Regions from separate parts of the Homo sapiens genome. Here all the other regions are linked to region 3. The links are chromatin contacts, found by Hi-C or POLR2A ChIA-PET in ENCODE. All regions are on one chromosome and are shown on one strand. Each heading gives the region's core, a stretch centred on a gene start or an enhancer-like site at or near the end of the contact. The rest is flanking DNA. Distances are from core to core; before and after follow the strand shown. Region 1 overlaps SMG6 (SMG6 nonsense mediated mRNA decay factor). Region 2 overlaps RPA1 (replication protein A1). Region 3 holds the start of HIC1 (HIC ZBTB transcriptional repressor 1).

Region 1 (3,839 bases), core at 1,321-3,820, 230 kb after region 3:
TAGGTGTTCCAACTGCATGCTCCCACGGCCTCTCATGCTTGCCTTTATCACAGTACTTACCACACGGAACTATAATGACACACCTATGTCTTCCTCACGTGACCAAGTGCTCTTTGAGGTTAAAAATCATTTTTGGTTATTTTAATTTCTCTATCCTCAATGCTTACTTCTTATCAATGTGTGTGTTCCAAGGAACAGAGAAAGCAAGCTAAGCTCTTGGGACCTACTGTGAGAGAAAAAAAAGAATATAGGAAGCTAACTTGGGCCTAAGAAAGCAGGTAAAAATGGCAGTGTGGTTTCCTGGATAGATAAATGAAAAGTTATGAAACTGCAGATTTCTTTTTCTTTTTTTTTTGAGACAAAGTCTGGCTTCTTTGCCCAGGCTGGAGTGCAGTGGCACGATCTCGGCTCACTGCAACCTCCGCCTCCCGGGTTCAAGCAACTCTCCTGCCTCAGCCTCCCGAGTAGCTGGGATTACAGGAGTGCGCTGCCACGCCCAGCTAATTTTTTTGCATTTTTAGTAGAGACAGGGTTTCACCATGTTGGCCAGGCTGGTCTCGAACTCCTGACCTTGTGATCTGCTCGCCTCGGCCTCCTAAAGTGCTGGGATTACAGGCGTAAGCCACCGCGTCAGGCCAGAAACTGCAGATTTCTTCGAGGGCTGGTAGCCTAAAATGAAAAGCTCAAACTCAAAGATTTAAATTTAAAGAAAATTAAGGGTAATAGTTACCCAAGGATGATGTACAAACTAAAAATATATAGTTTCATCAATAGTTTAGAAAACAAATTACCACGTTGTAGTCTACCTACAAGAATTTAAAGTTTTTACCAAAAATATATTCATCTATTATTTGTATAATTAGAAATAAAATGGGACAGACATGATACACCTCATGCCTGTAATCCCAGATCTTTGGGAGGCCACGGGAGGACTGCTTGAGGCCAGGAGTTTGAGACCAGCCTGCGCAACAGGGCAAGTCTCCATCGCTACAAAAAATTAGCTGGGTGTGGTGGCATGTGCCTGTAGTCCTAGCAACTCAGGAGGCTGAGGCAGGAAAATCACTGGAACTCAGGATTTCGATCGCATCACTGCACTCTGGCCTGAGCAACAGAGACCGACCCTGTTTTTGATTGTATTCATTTATTTTTTGGAAGGCAGAGTCTCACTCATCACTCAGGCTGCAGTGCAGTGGTGCAGCCTTGACGCTCTTGGGCTCATTCTTGACTTTTTTGAGACAGGGTCTTGCTCTGGCACCTACGCTGGATCATAGCTCATGACATCCTTGAACTCCTGGACTCAAGCAATCCTCCTGCCTCAGACTCCTGAGTAGCTAGAACTAGAGGCCCGCATCACCATGCCCAGCCAATTTTGAAAATTTTTTTACAGAGACAGAAGCCTCGTTTTGTTGACCAGGCTGGTACTGAATTCCTAGGCTCCAGCGAACCTCCTGCCTTGGCCTCCCAAAGTGCTGGGATTACAGATGGGAGCCACCACACCAGACCTTGACTCTTTCTTCTCCCTGAGCTCCCCACGTTCAACCAAGTCTTTTGGATTCTACTGTAATAATATGACTTGTGTCTGTTCACTTCTTCCCACCTCCAAAGCCATTTCTTGGTTCAAGTCTTTTTCATATCTCACTTGGAACTACCGCAGCACCCTCCTTGTCTCCTATTTCTAGTCTTACTCTTCTCCAAACATTTTACAAAGCGGCCAGGGTTTATTTCTGAAGAGCAGATGTTATTCCCCTATTTAAAGCATCCAATAGCTTCCTACTATTTTCAGGATAAAGGTCAAATAATTTATCATATGACCCTTCAACATCTAGCCCCAGCTTACACCACCCACTGGGTGAATTTTACCCTTAAGGCGCAACGAACCAGCCACTGCAGTTTTCCACCTACCGTGCTCTCTCTCCCCCAGCCAGCCTCAGCCCTTTGCATATGCTATTTCCTTTGCCTGGGAATCACTTTACCACCTCCCTTTCCTTCTCAAGCTAACTCCTACTTGTTCTTTATACTTCAATTGACCAATGGCTGCTTTGGTCCCATGGCTATGTGCTCTCATATACTGGGTGTGCACCCCAAAAACAGAAGTAATTACAATGTTAAGTCTCTTGCGTCCTCCACTAGAATGCACTGAGACAGCAAGAGATCTTGTTCACTGTTATCTTTAGTGACTGGCACACTGTCGATAATTACTTACTGAGTCAATGAAGAGGAGAAATCTTCTAAACAAGCCTGTGATTTTTCTACTGTCATTTCTCCTGGCTTAAAGGAAAAAGTCCCCGCCCAAGAGTTATAAGAGGATATCCCATAGAAAGCCCATCACAAATCAGACTAACTAACCTATCCATGCTACTTTAGTTCATTCTCGGAATATAAGGTCAACCAAGAGGAAAAGATAAGTACAAAATCCCACATAGAATCCTAAAGCATCATGTTGATGACGCTGAACAAAAAGCAGCAAAAAAAAAAAAAAAAAAAAAAAAATTCTAATCCTACTTTTACTAAATTCTGCAGTGACACATAGTGGTGAGAGAGGGAAGTACATAATAAAGATAAAGGAAGCGTACATGAGAAGGGAAAAGACCATCAGGGAGCCTCAAGTGGTTTGTCTTCCTTGCAATCAGTGGGAAGTATCTGTGCCTCACAGCTGTATGAACCAGGGCACCCAGGCTTACTGAGCTAGTTTGGCTCATTGCATCATTCTCAGGAACTTACATCACTGGGACTCAGGCTGCCCAGCCCATTCTCTTGCTCAGAATCCTTCCCAGACTCAGTGCCCTGGGAAGACCGTGGATGGGATGGATGAATCCAGATCTCCAGGCGAGTGGTGTCATCTCCAACATGCCGGAAAGTAGACTTCTTTCCTTTCCGCCACTGGTCAGGGCTCAGGTCAAATTCCTCATGTTGCTTCTTTTCCATCTGTTCTGCCTATATAACATACAAACACATTAGCTCATGGCCTGGTGTGGTGGCTCACGCCTGTAATCCCAGCACTTAGAGATGCGGAGGCAGGCGGATCACTTGAGGTCAGGAGTTTGAGACCAGCCTGACCAACATAGTGAAACCCTGTCTCTACTAAAAATACAAAATTAGCTGGGTGTGGTGGCGCATATCTGTAATCCTAGCTACTCGGGAGGCTGAGGCATGAGAATCACTTAAATCCGGGAGGCAGAGGTTGCAGTGAGCCAAGATCGCATCACTGCACTCCAGTCTGGGCAACAAGAGCGAAACTCTGTCTCAAAAACAAAAAACACACATGAGCTCAGACTTTCCTGAGACTCAGCTTACAAAGAGAAAAGCCTCACCTCACCGGTATTTATTTGACAATAAAAATACTGTACCACAGTCCCAAAGTAGCAGAGTGTCATCTGCTTTGTTTCATATAGTTATTAATTCTGTAGACTGAAGGCTGTAGAGCACGTACATGTACATCCAAGGGCCCCTGAAAGCTCTCCTGAAGATCACAGTTTTGTTCTGCACAGGGGCTGACCAACTACCCACCAGCACAGTCTGATGGGACCATTTAAGGACACTATGAGTCATTCCCCGAGGACACACAGACACTGAGCAATAACTGCACCTTGGATAAACCTCACTGGCTACGATCCTGCCGGTGCGCAGAGCTAGGGCACACCAACACTCAGGGAAATGCACTATTCGAGGAAGGAAGGGTTCTGCCACATCCCCACTCACCTTCCGCTTGGTCTCTTCAAACAAGCTCATGAGACTCTCCTTGGCAGTCAGGATAGGGTTGCTGGCAGCTAAACTGCGCATATAGTAATAGACAGCGTCAAGCTTCCTCCTCTGTGGAAAGAGGCCAGAGACATTCAGTC
Region 2 (4,284 bases), core at 586-3,085, 220 kb before region 3:
GATGCATGACTTGAGGCAAGATACTAAACTGTTTCTTTTCTGTAAAATGAGAGCAATGATATCTATTGCATAAGGTAAGTAGGAGGATGGAGTGAGTTATTAAATTTAAAGTGCTTAGCACACTGATACATAGTAAATGCTCAGTGTTTATGTTACCTATTAATAATTGCAGTTTTATGTTTGTTGATTTATCAGTTTCTTTTTAAAATTTTAAAATTATTGTGTTTGTTTGTTTGTTTGTTTTGAGACAGAGTCTTGCTCTGTTGCCCATGCTGGAGTGCAGTGGCACATTCTCGGCTCACTGCAACCTCTGCCTCCCGGGTTCAAGCGATTCTCCTGTCTTAGCCTCCCTAGAAGCTGGGATTACAGGTGCCCACCACCACACCCTGCTAATTTTTGTATTTTTAGTAGAGACAGGGTTTCGCCATGTAGGCCAGGCTGGTCTTGAACTCCTGGCCTCGAGATCCACCCACCTTGGCCTCCCAGTATGCTGGGATCACAGGCTTGAGCCACTGTGCCTGGCCTAATACTTTGTGTAAATTCCATGAGGCCTGCAATCATGTCTGGGTTATTTTACTCTGCATTGTATCCCCAATACCTGGAGAAGTGCTGGCAAGTTTTAGGTGCTGAATAAATGCTTGCTAGTTGCATGAATGAATGAGGCAGTGGGAAGAAAGGGACAGGTGAATGGGGAAGAAAGGCAGCTTGGGGGAAAAACAGGAACAGGAAGAACTATTGTTGGACTCAAGTGAATATTTAAATAAATTAGGAATGTGTGAATGCTGAAACCGGGGAAGTGATTTTAAATTGTAGCTTTCATTTACTTTATAGCTGCTACCTTGTGTCTTTAAGACAAATTAAGAATGTTTCTAGGCCAGGCGCAGTGGCTCACGCCTGTAATCCCAGCATTTTGGGAAGCCAAGGCAGGCAGATCACCTGAGATTGGGAGTTTGAGACCAGCTTGGCCAACATGGAGAAACTCTGTCTCTATTAGAAATACAAAATTAGCCAGGTGTGGGGGCGCATGCCTGGAATCCCAGCTACTTGGGAGGCTGAGGCAGGAGAATCTCTTGAACCCGGGAGATAGAGGTTCCGGTAAGCCAAGATCGCACCATTGCACTCCAGCAACAAGAGCAAAACTCCATCTCAAAAGAAAAAAAGAAAAGAATGGTTCTTCACTTTTAAAAAGACTGATCATGGGCCAGGCGCAGTGGCTCATGCCTGTAATCTAAGCACTTTAGGAGGCCAAGGCAGGTGGATCACTTGAGGTCAGGAGTTCGAGATCAGCCTGGCCAACATGGGGAAACCCTGGTCTACTAAAAATACAAAATTAGCTGGGTGTGTTGGCGTGTGCCTGTAATCCCTGCTGCTTGAGAGCCTGAGGCAGGATAATTGCTTGAACCCGTGAGGCAGAGGTTGCAGTGAGCCGAGATTGCACCAGTGCATTCCAGACTGGGCGACAGAGTGAGACTGTCTCAAAAAAAAATAAAGAATGATCATGGAGATATTTAAATAATTTGATAAGTTTTTTTATTTTTTAGAGATGGGGTCTCACTCTGTTGCCCATGCTAGTCTCAAACTCCTGGGCTTAAGCGATCCTCTCGCCTCAGCTTCCCAAAGTGCTGTGATTATAGATGTGAGCCACTGCACCTGGCCATGTTTTTATATTCAAAATTTTATAAACCTATTTCCAGCGTAGGTGAAGTATTTTGTTCATAAATGAAGAATGAAAGTTTCACATGTGTTTGTGGTGATGGAATGAGTTGGAGAACCTTTGCTGACTTTCATTATCAGCTAAAGCAGGTATCATTTTCGTTCAAAAGACACAGGCCACAAAGGGTACGCAAATACCACACACATGTGAAGGCGTTTGGGCAAGAGTCACATGATAAAATAAGAGATGATGCATAGAACTCTTGTGGTCAACAGAATACATAGCATTTGTATCTTAATTATATAACGAAAGGGGAAGGGAACTAATGTTTTTGACTATTTCTAATGTGACAGATGCTTTAGTAGTCAGTACTTAAGTAACCCTAGAAGATAGCTATTATACTCCCATTTTACAGAGGAAGGAAGTACAGAGAGGTTGAATAATGTGTCCATGGGGTGAAGATTTGAACACATGTGCCCTTGAGTATTACATTTGTTGCTTTATATACTTACTAGGGATTTTTTTTTTAAAGGGTCTCACTCTGTTGCCCAGGCTGGGGTGCAGAAGCACAATCTCAGCTCACTGCAACCTTCACCTCCCAGGTTCAAGTGATTCTTTTGCCTCTGTCTCTCGATTACAGACGTGCGCCACCACGCCCAGCTAATTTTTGTATTTTTAGTAGAGATGAGGTTTCGTCATGTTGTCCAGGCTGGTCTTGAACCCCTGGCCTCAAGTGATCTGCCGCCTCGGCTTCCCCAAGTCCTGGGATTACAGACTTGAGCCATTGCACCTGGCCGTAATTTTTTTTAAATGACAGAGTCTTGTTCTTTGTCTCTCAGGCTGGAGTGCAGTGGCATGATCATAGCTCACTGCAACCTCCAACTCCTGGGCTCAAGTGATCCTTCCACCTCAACCTCTCCAGTAGCTGGGAGTACAGGTGCATGCCACCATGCCCAGCTAATTTTTTTTTTTTTTAATTTTGTGTAGAGATGGGGTTTCGCCATCTTGCCTAAGCTGGTCTCTAACTCTTGGTCTCCAAACAGTTCTCCTGCCTTGCCTCCCAAGTCTTTGGGATTATAGGCATGAGCCACTGTGCCTGGCCTTGTCCCTTAAAATGAGTTACATTTGTAAACAGCTGATTTCTTTGGAGCATCGTCCCCATATACTTTTCTTTCATAAGTGATCTCATCCTTCTTCCACCCAACCTTCCCCTTGAATTTGTTGTTTGTTGTTGTTTCCATTTTAGCAGAATTCATGTTGCTCTGATAGGGGCTCTTTTCAAACTGATGTCTTATCCTTCTTAGTACCTCAAACTAGGTCTTGTTCAGACATGTTATAACAAGTTAGTATGAGTTTATTTTAGTGCAAAAAAAATTTTTGAAATGCATGCATAGTTTTTTCATAATGCACATTTTTCGTGTACTTTTTGAATCCCCCTCATACATGCACGTGGTTTTAAAATCAAACGGAACAGAAAGGTGTTCATGGCCGGGCATGGTGGCTCACATGTGTACTCTCAGCACTTGGGGAGGCTAATGCAGGAGGATCCCTTGAGGCCAAGAAAGAGTTTGATACCAGGCTGGGCAACATAGCAAGATCCTGTCTCTATTTCATTTAGAAAGAAGAAAGAAAGAGGTGTTTAATGTAATTACTGACCTCCTGCCTTACCTTGTCCAGTACTGTTCCCCAGAATAACTGCTTTTTAGAAAAATCACTGTCATTGACATTTTGCTTACGTATAGTAAATTGCACCTTTTTTATTTATTTATTTATTTATTTGAGGCAGAGTTTCCTCCTGTCACCCTGGAGTGCAGTGGCGTGATCTCAGCTCACTGCAACCTCTGCCTCCCAGGTTCAAGCAGTTCTCATGCCTCAGTCTCCTTAGTAATTGGGGTTACAGGTGCACGCCACCACCTGGCTAATTTTTGTATTTTTAATAGTGATGGGGTTTCACTATGTTGGCCAGGCTGGTCTCGAACTCCTGACCTCAGATGCTCCTCCTGCCTTGGCCTTCCAAAGTGCTGGGATTACAGGCATAAGCCACCATGCCCGGCCAAATTGCACGTATTTTAAATGTACAGCTTGATGAACTTTGACAAATGTGCGCACCCCTGTAACCACATTGCCCCTGTGGAGATATAGAATACTTCCATCAACGCACAACTCCTCTTGCTCCTTCCCCACCTCCATCCTCACCCTAGGCAACCAGTGTTCTGGTTTCTACCTTTGTAGGTTAGTTTTGCCTTTCCTAAGACTTCATATAAATGGAATCAAATAATATCTATCCTTTTGTGTCTGGCTTCTTTCAGCAGTTTTTTTTTTTTCCCCAGAGGTAGGGTCTCTGTCACCCAGGCTGGAGTGCAGCGACACAGTCATGGCTCACTCCAGCCTTGACCTCCTGAACTCAAGAGATCCTCGCACCTCAGCCTCCTGAGTAGCTGGGACTACAAGTGCATGCCACCACTCTTGGCTAATTAAAAAAAAATTTTTTTTTTTTTTTTTGAGACACAGTCTTGCTCTGTTGCCAGACTGGAGTGCAGTGGCGCAATCTCAGCTCACTGCAACCTCTGCCTCCTGGGTTGAAGCGATTCTCTTCCCTCAGCCTCCCGAGTAGCTGGGATTACAGCCGC
Region 3 (4,375 bases), core at 805-3,304:
GCAATGAGGGCTTGAGGATGGGGTTAGGGGCAGTAAGTTAACTTGGGGAGCGGATGTGGGGGAACGCTGAAGAATAAAGACTGTGGGCACAGCAGACCCCTGGGGCAGGTTAGCAATGCACAGACTCCACTGCACAAGATACATGGGGCGGAGGGGCTCTTTGGAAGTCGGGGGTGGGGGATCTGACTCTATCAAAAAGAGAAAAGATAAAAGAGATGGGGTCAGAGAGGCCCTGCATAGTCTGGATTTGGCCTACTAGAGCTCCAGTTTTCTTGCCGCTAGCCTTTGTTCCAGGGATTCTGTTATTCACAAATGCCTTCCTGCTCGGTAGAAGAACTCCTATTCATCCGTCAAAGCCCAGCTCTAGGAGCACTTATGAGGAGCCTCTCCACCTCCCCTCAACACTCCGTAACTTCCACCTCAGGCCGCAGCACGTCCCTCGGGCGAGATGTCGGGGTCCGCCTTCCCTAGAGACCGGCAGCTCCGGAGGCCTCCGTTTTCCTCTTTGGGACCTCACTGCTTCTAAAGTGAGGATGCTATGGGGAGACATGGGAGAGGGAGTGGGTAAGATGGATCCAGAACATGGGGCGGACTCAGGCAGCGGCGGGAATCAGGCGGACTCGTTTGGACCGAAGCCTCCGCCAGGCACCGAAGCCGTGAAGTCGCCTGCGCAGCAAAGGGAGCCTCCGGGGGGCGCCCGAGACCTTGGTGTCGCTCGGGGGCCGCTGGTAGCCGCGCCCGCTGCCCCTCGCCCGGTGACTCAGCCGGTACCTCTGGCGGGGCCATGGGGGCCAGAGGACAGCGCGGGGGGCGGCGAGCGCGGTTGCTAAGCTCTCCAAGGCCTCGGAGGGACAGGATCTGGGCGCACCTCACCGGTTGCCATGGTAACGCAGCGCCCCAGCCCCTCGCGCTCCGCGGTGGAGGGAGGCGCAGCCAATCGGAAGCGGCGGAGTTCTCGGGGACCCCCCCCCCCCCCGCTCCACGCCGTGTGTGGGCGGGGGTCAGGAGGTGCGGGGCGGAGGCGGAGCGTGGGCCGCGGAGATCCGGCGTTCGCAGGAGGCTTGGTGCGCGGCGGGGCTGCACGGGGCCACTTCCGGAGTAGTACTGCGAGCAGCGGCGCGACAGTGCGGGGTCCCCTTTCTCCCAGAAGAGACGTCACCCACACAAACCTGACCTTCACGTGGGGCGCGGGACCTTGCGGGGTCCCAGCCGCAGGCGCCCCTGTTGTTTCCTTCGGGCGGGTGGGTTGGAGAAGAAGTCCACGCGGGATTCTTCAAAACGGCGTACAGGGGGATTCTAGGGCCCCATGGTTACTTCTTTGGACCCCCCGGAGGCGCTGTCCAGCCACTTCCAGTCGCCCTGATGACTCGTCGTGGGTTCCTTTAGGAGACCCGAAAGTTCAGGGCGGGCTGTGTGGGTAACACCTCTGCCCAGGTTCCCGGAGGGCCCTACGTGGCTGCCCCTGGAGTATCCCAGAGCGCTAGGGCTGCGGGAAGGGGCGGGTGTGCTTCTGGAAACATGAGCGCCTGTTAGTATCAGTGCCTGGATAGGGCTGGGGACAAATCAGTTTATGCCGCGCACACCGAATCCATGCGCCTGAGTGAGGGTGGGTGTGTTGGGGAGTGCGTCCAAGTGGACAGTGCCGTACAGTAATGTCTACGGGGAGTTCCAGGAGAGCTCGGCTACTCCTGCGCAGGATAACCTCTCCCCCACCACCCGAGTCCCGTGCTCGCGGGCAGGACTTTTCCGAACTGGGGCTGTGTGCCTAGAAATACGTACATGGGAGCGCTCAGCTCAAAGCCCCAGGGTTTCTGGGACTCGCGTGTCCGGGGTCGGGGTCCCAGGTGGGTACAGGTGGGAGGGCGAACCTGCGGGTAGGGTGGGCCCCTCCCCGCGGGCTCAGCATCTGTGCGCCTCCAGCTCAGGTGCGCGGGAGGAAGGCAGCGGCCTGCCGCGCAGAGCCCTGCGCGCCCGCGAGGTGGCGCCATAGCCGCAGCAGCGCCCGCCGGCCCGGGCCGCTCCAGATAAGAGTGTGCGGAAAGCGCGGCGGGGCTGAGACGCGACCAGGACGCGGGGAGGACGGACCAGCAGGACAGACCGACCGGGGGCCCGGCGGGCGGAGGGCAGCGCAGCCACGTCCCCCCTGGATCCGCCGTCAGCCGGGCCCGGGGCTTTCGACATGCCCCCCAGGTGGGTCCTCGAGCCGGGGACCGGGAGGGACGGGGGACCCGGGACAGCCCGGTCCTCGTGCGTCGGCCGCCTCGGGTGCATCTTCTGGCGCGGGTGCCCCATCGCGGCTGGCGGCTGGCGTTCAGGGCTCCGGGTGTCGTCCCTTTCGGACTCAGGACCACCGGGCCGCGGCTCCGCGCCGGGTTCACGGCGGGGTCAGCGGCCCGGGGCCGGCTCTGCCCGCACATGGGCTGGAGAGGCGAGGGGAAGGGAAGGGAAGGGGAGCTGGCGGGCGGGGCTGGCAGGGGCGCTGCCCTGGCACAGCTCGGGGCCTGGCAGCGGCGGGTGGGGCATCGGCTAAGAGCTGCCACCGCCGCGGGGAGGGGAGCCCGGCCCGCCGGGACCGCAGGTAACGGGCCGCGGGGCCCCGCGGGCCAGGAGGGGAACGGGGTCGGGCGGGCGAGCAGCGGGCAGGGGAGCTCAGGGCTCGGCTCCGGGCTCTGCCGCCGGATTTGGGGGCCGCGAGGAAGAGCTGCGAGCCGAGGGCCTGGGGCCGGCGCACTCCTCCCGCCCTGTCTGCAGTTGGAAAACTTTTCCCCAAGTTTGGGGCGGCGGAGTTCCGGGGGAGAAGGGGCCGGGGGAGCCGCGGAGGGAGGCGCCGGGCCCGCGCGTGTAGGGCCCAGGCCGAGGCCGGGACGCGGGTGGGGCGCAGGCCCGGGTCAGGGCCGCAGCCGGCTGTGCGCCGTGCCCGCCCGGGGCGCTGCCCCCTCCCTCCCCTGGGAGCTGCGTGGCTCCCCCCTCCCCCCCACCTGCTTCCTGCCTCAGCCTCCTGCCCCGATATAACGCCCTCCCCGCGCCGGGCCCGGCCTTCGCGCTCTGCCCGCCACGGCAGCCGCTGCCTCCGCTCCCCGCGCGGCCGCCGCCCGGGCCCCGACCGAGGGTTGACAGCCCCCGGCCAGGGCGGCGCCAGGGCGGGCACCGCGCTCCCCTCCTCCGTATCACTTCCCCCAACTGGGGCAACTTCTCCCGAGGCGGGAGGCGCTGGTTCCTCGGCTCCCTTTCTCCCTACTTGGGTAAAGTTCTCCGCCCTGAATGACTTTTCCTGAAGCGGACATTTTACTTAAATCGGGTAACTGTCTCCAAAAGGGTCACTGCGCCTGAACAGTTTTCTTCTCGGAAGCCCCAGCACCCAGCCAGGTGCCCTGGGGCGTGCAGGCCGCCCTGGCCTCCCCTCCACCGGCGGCCGCTCACCTCCTGCTCCTTCTCCTGGTCCGGGCGGGCCGGCCTGGGCTCCCACTCCAGAGGGCAGCCGGTCCTTCGCCGGTGCCCAGGCCGCAGGGCTGATGCCCCCGCTCAGCTGAGGGAAGGGGAAGTGGAGGGGAGAAGTGCCGGGCTGGGGCCAGGCGGCCAGGGCGCCGCACGGCTCTCACCCGGCCGGTGTGTGTCCCCGCAGGAGAGTGTGCTGGGCAGACGATGCTGGACACGATGGAGGCGCCCGGCCACTCCAGGCAGCTGCTGCTGCAGCTCAACAACCAGCGCACCAAGGGCTTCTTGTGCGACGTGATCATCGTGGTGCAGAACGCCCTCTTCCGCGCGCACAAGAACGTGCTGGCGGCCAGCAGCGCCTACCTCAAGTCCCTGGTGGTGCATGACAACCTGCTCAACCTGGACCATGACATGGTGAGCCCGGCCGTGTTCCGCCTGGTGCTGGACTTCATCTACACCGGCCGCCTGGCTGACGGCGCAGAGGCGGCTGCGGCCGCGGCCGTGGCCCCGGGGGCTGAGCCGAGCCTGGGCGCCGTGCTGGCCGCCGCCAGCTACCTGCAGATCCCCGACCTCGTGGCGCTGTGCAAGAAACGCCTCAAGCGCCACGGCAAGTACTGCCACCTGCGGGGCGGCGGCGGCGGCGGCGGCGGCTACGCGCCCTATGGTCGGCCGGGCCGGGGCCTGCGGGCCGCCACGCCGGTCATCCAGGCCTGCTACCCGTCCCCAGTCGGGCCTCCGCCGCCGCCTGCCGCGGAGCCGCCCTCGGGCCCAGAGGCCGCGGTCAACACGCACTGCGCCGAGCTGTACGCGTCGGGACCCGGCCCGGCCGCCGCACTCTGTGCCTCGGAGCGCCGCTGCTCCCCTCTTTGTGGCCTGGACCTGTCCAAGAAGAGCCCGCCGGGCTCCGCGGCGCCAGAGCGGCCGCTGGCTGAGCGCGAGC

What was found. A loop is a pair of places that touch in the nucleus more often than their neighbours do. ChIA-PET counts read pairs that join two places held with the same protein, here RNA polymerase II (POLR2A). Pooled maps may share reads with other maps.
Region 1: a map of adrenal gland shows a loop between it and region 3 (3-fold over the local background). The contact joins the enhancer-like site here to the promoter of HIC1 in region 3. A Hi-C loop is called at or near these places in 47 of 168 maps with a recorded cell type or tissue (B cell, CD14-positive monocyte, CD4-positive, alpha-beta T cell and 30 more), 37 of 37 single-sample maps with no recorded cell type and 47 of 50 pooled maps. POLR2A ChIA-PET finds 5 or more read pairs at or near these places in 15 of 52 experiments (A549, AG04449, AG04450 and 11 more).
Region 2: a loop to region 3 is called in a pooled map, with 2.3 times the contacts of the local background. The contact joins the enhancer-like site here to the promoter of HIC1 in region 3. A Hi-C loop is called at or near these places in 3 of 168 maps with a recorded cell type or tissue (CD4-positive, alpha-beta T cell, CD4-positive, alpha-beta memory T cell and naive thymus-derived CD4-positive, alpha-beta T cell), 4 of 37 single-sample maps with no recorded cell type and 12 of 50 pooled maps. POLR2A ChIA-PET finds 5 or more read pairs at or near these places in 2 of 52 experiments (BJ and WTC11).

Annotation. Positions count from the first base shown.
Region 1 is chr17:2,279,926-2,283,764 of GRCh38, forward strand. SMG6 (SMG6 nonsense mediated mRNA decay factor) reads right to left here. Exons shown (of 19, transcript NM_017575.5): 7 at 3,700-3,810; 8 at 2,722-2,934. Among named protein-coding and RNA genes, the nearest start is that of SMG6, 22 kb to the right of the region's middle. Within about 2 kb of position 2,571, at least 2 of the 41 ENCODE cell types and tissues checked have a DNase peak (open chromatin) inside an H3K27ac peak, as active enhancers do; they include CD14-positive monocyte and adrenal gland, where a contact is called at or near this core.
Region 2 is chr17:1,832,701-1,836,984 of GRCh38, forward strand. The region is part of intron 1 of RPA1 (replication protein A1); the gene reads left to right. Among named protein-coding and RNA genes, the nearest start is that of RPA1, 4.8 kb to the left of the region's middle. Within about 2 kb of position 1,836, at least 4 of the 41 ENCODE cell types and tissues checked have a DNase peak (open chromatin) inside an H3K27ac peak, as active enhancers do; they include CD4-positive, alpha-beta T cell, where a contact is called at or near this core.
Region 3 is chr17:2,053,049-2,057,423 of GRCh38, forward strand. HIC1 (HIC ZBTB transcriptional repressor 1) reads left to right here and starts at 2,055. Exons shown (of 2, transcript NM_006497.4): 1 at 2,055-2,190; 2 at 3,623-4,375. The coding sequence starts at 3,643. RefSeq lists silencers at 619-1,088, 1,839-2,338, 2,479-2,528, 2,569-2,978, 3,029-3,148 and 4 more.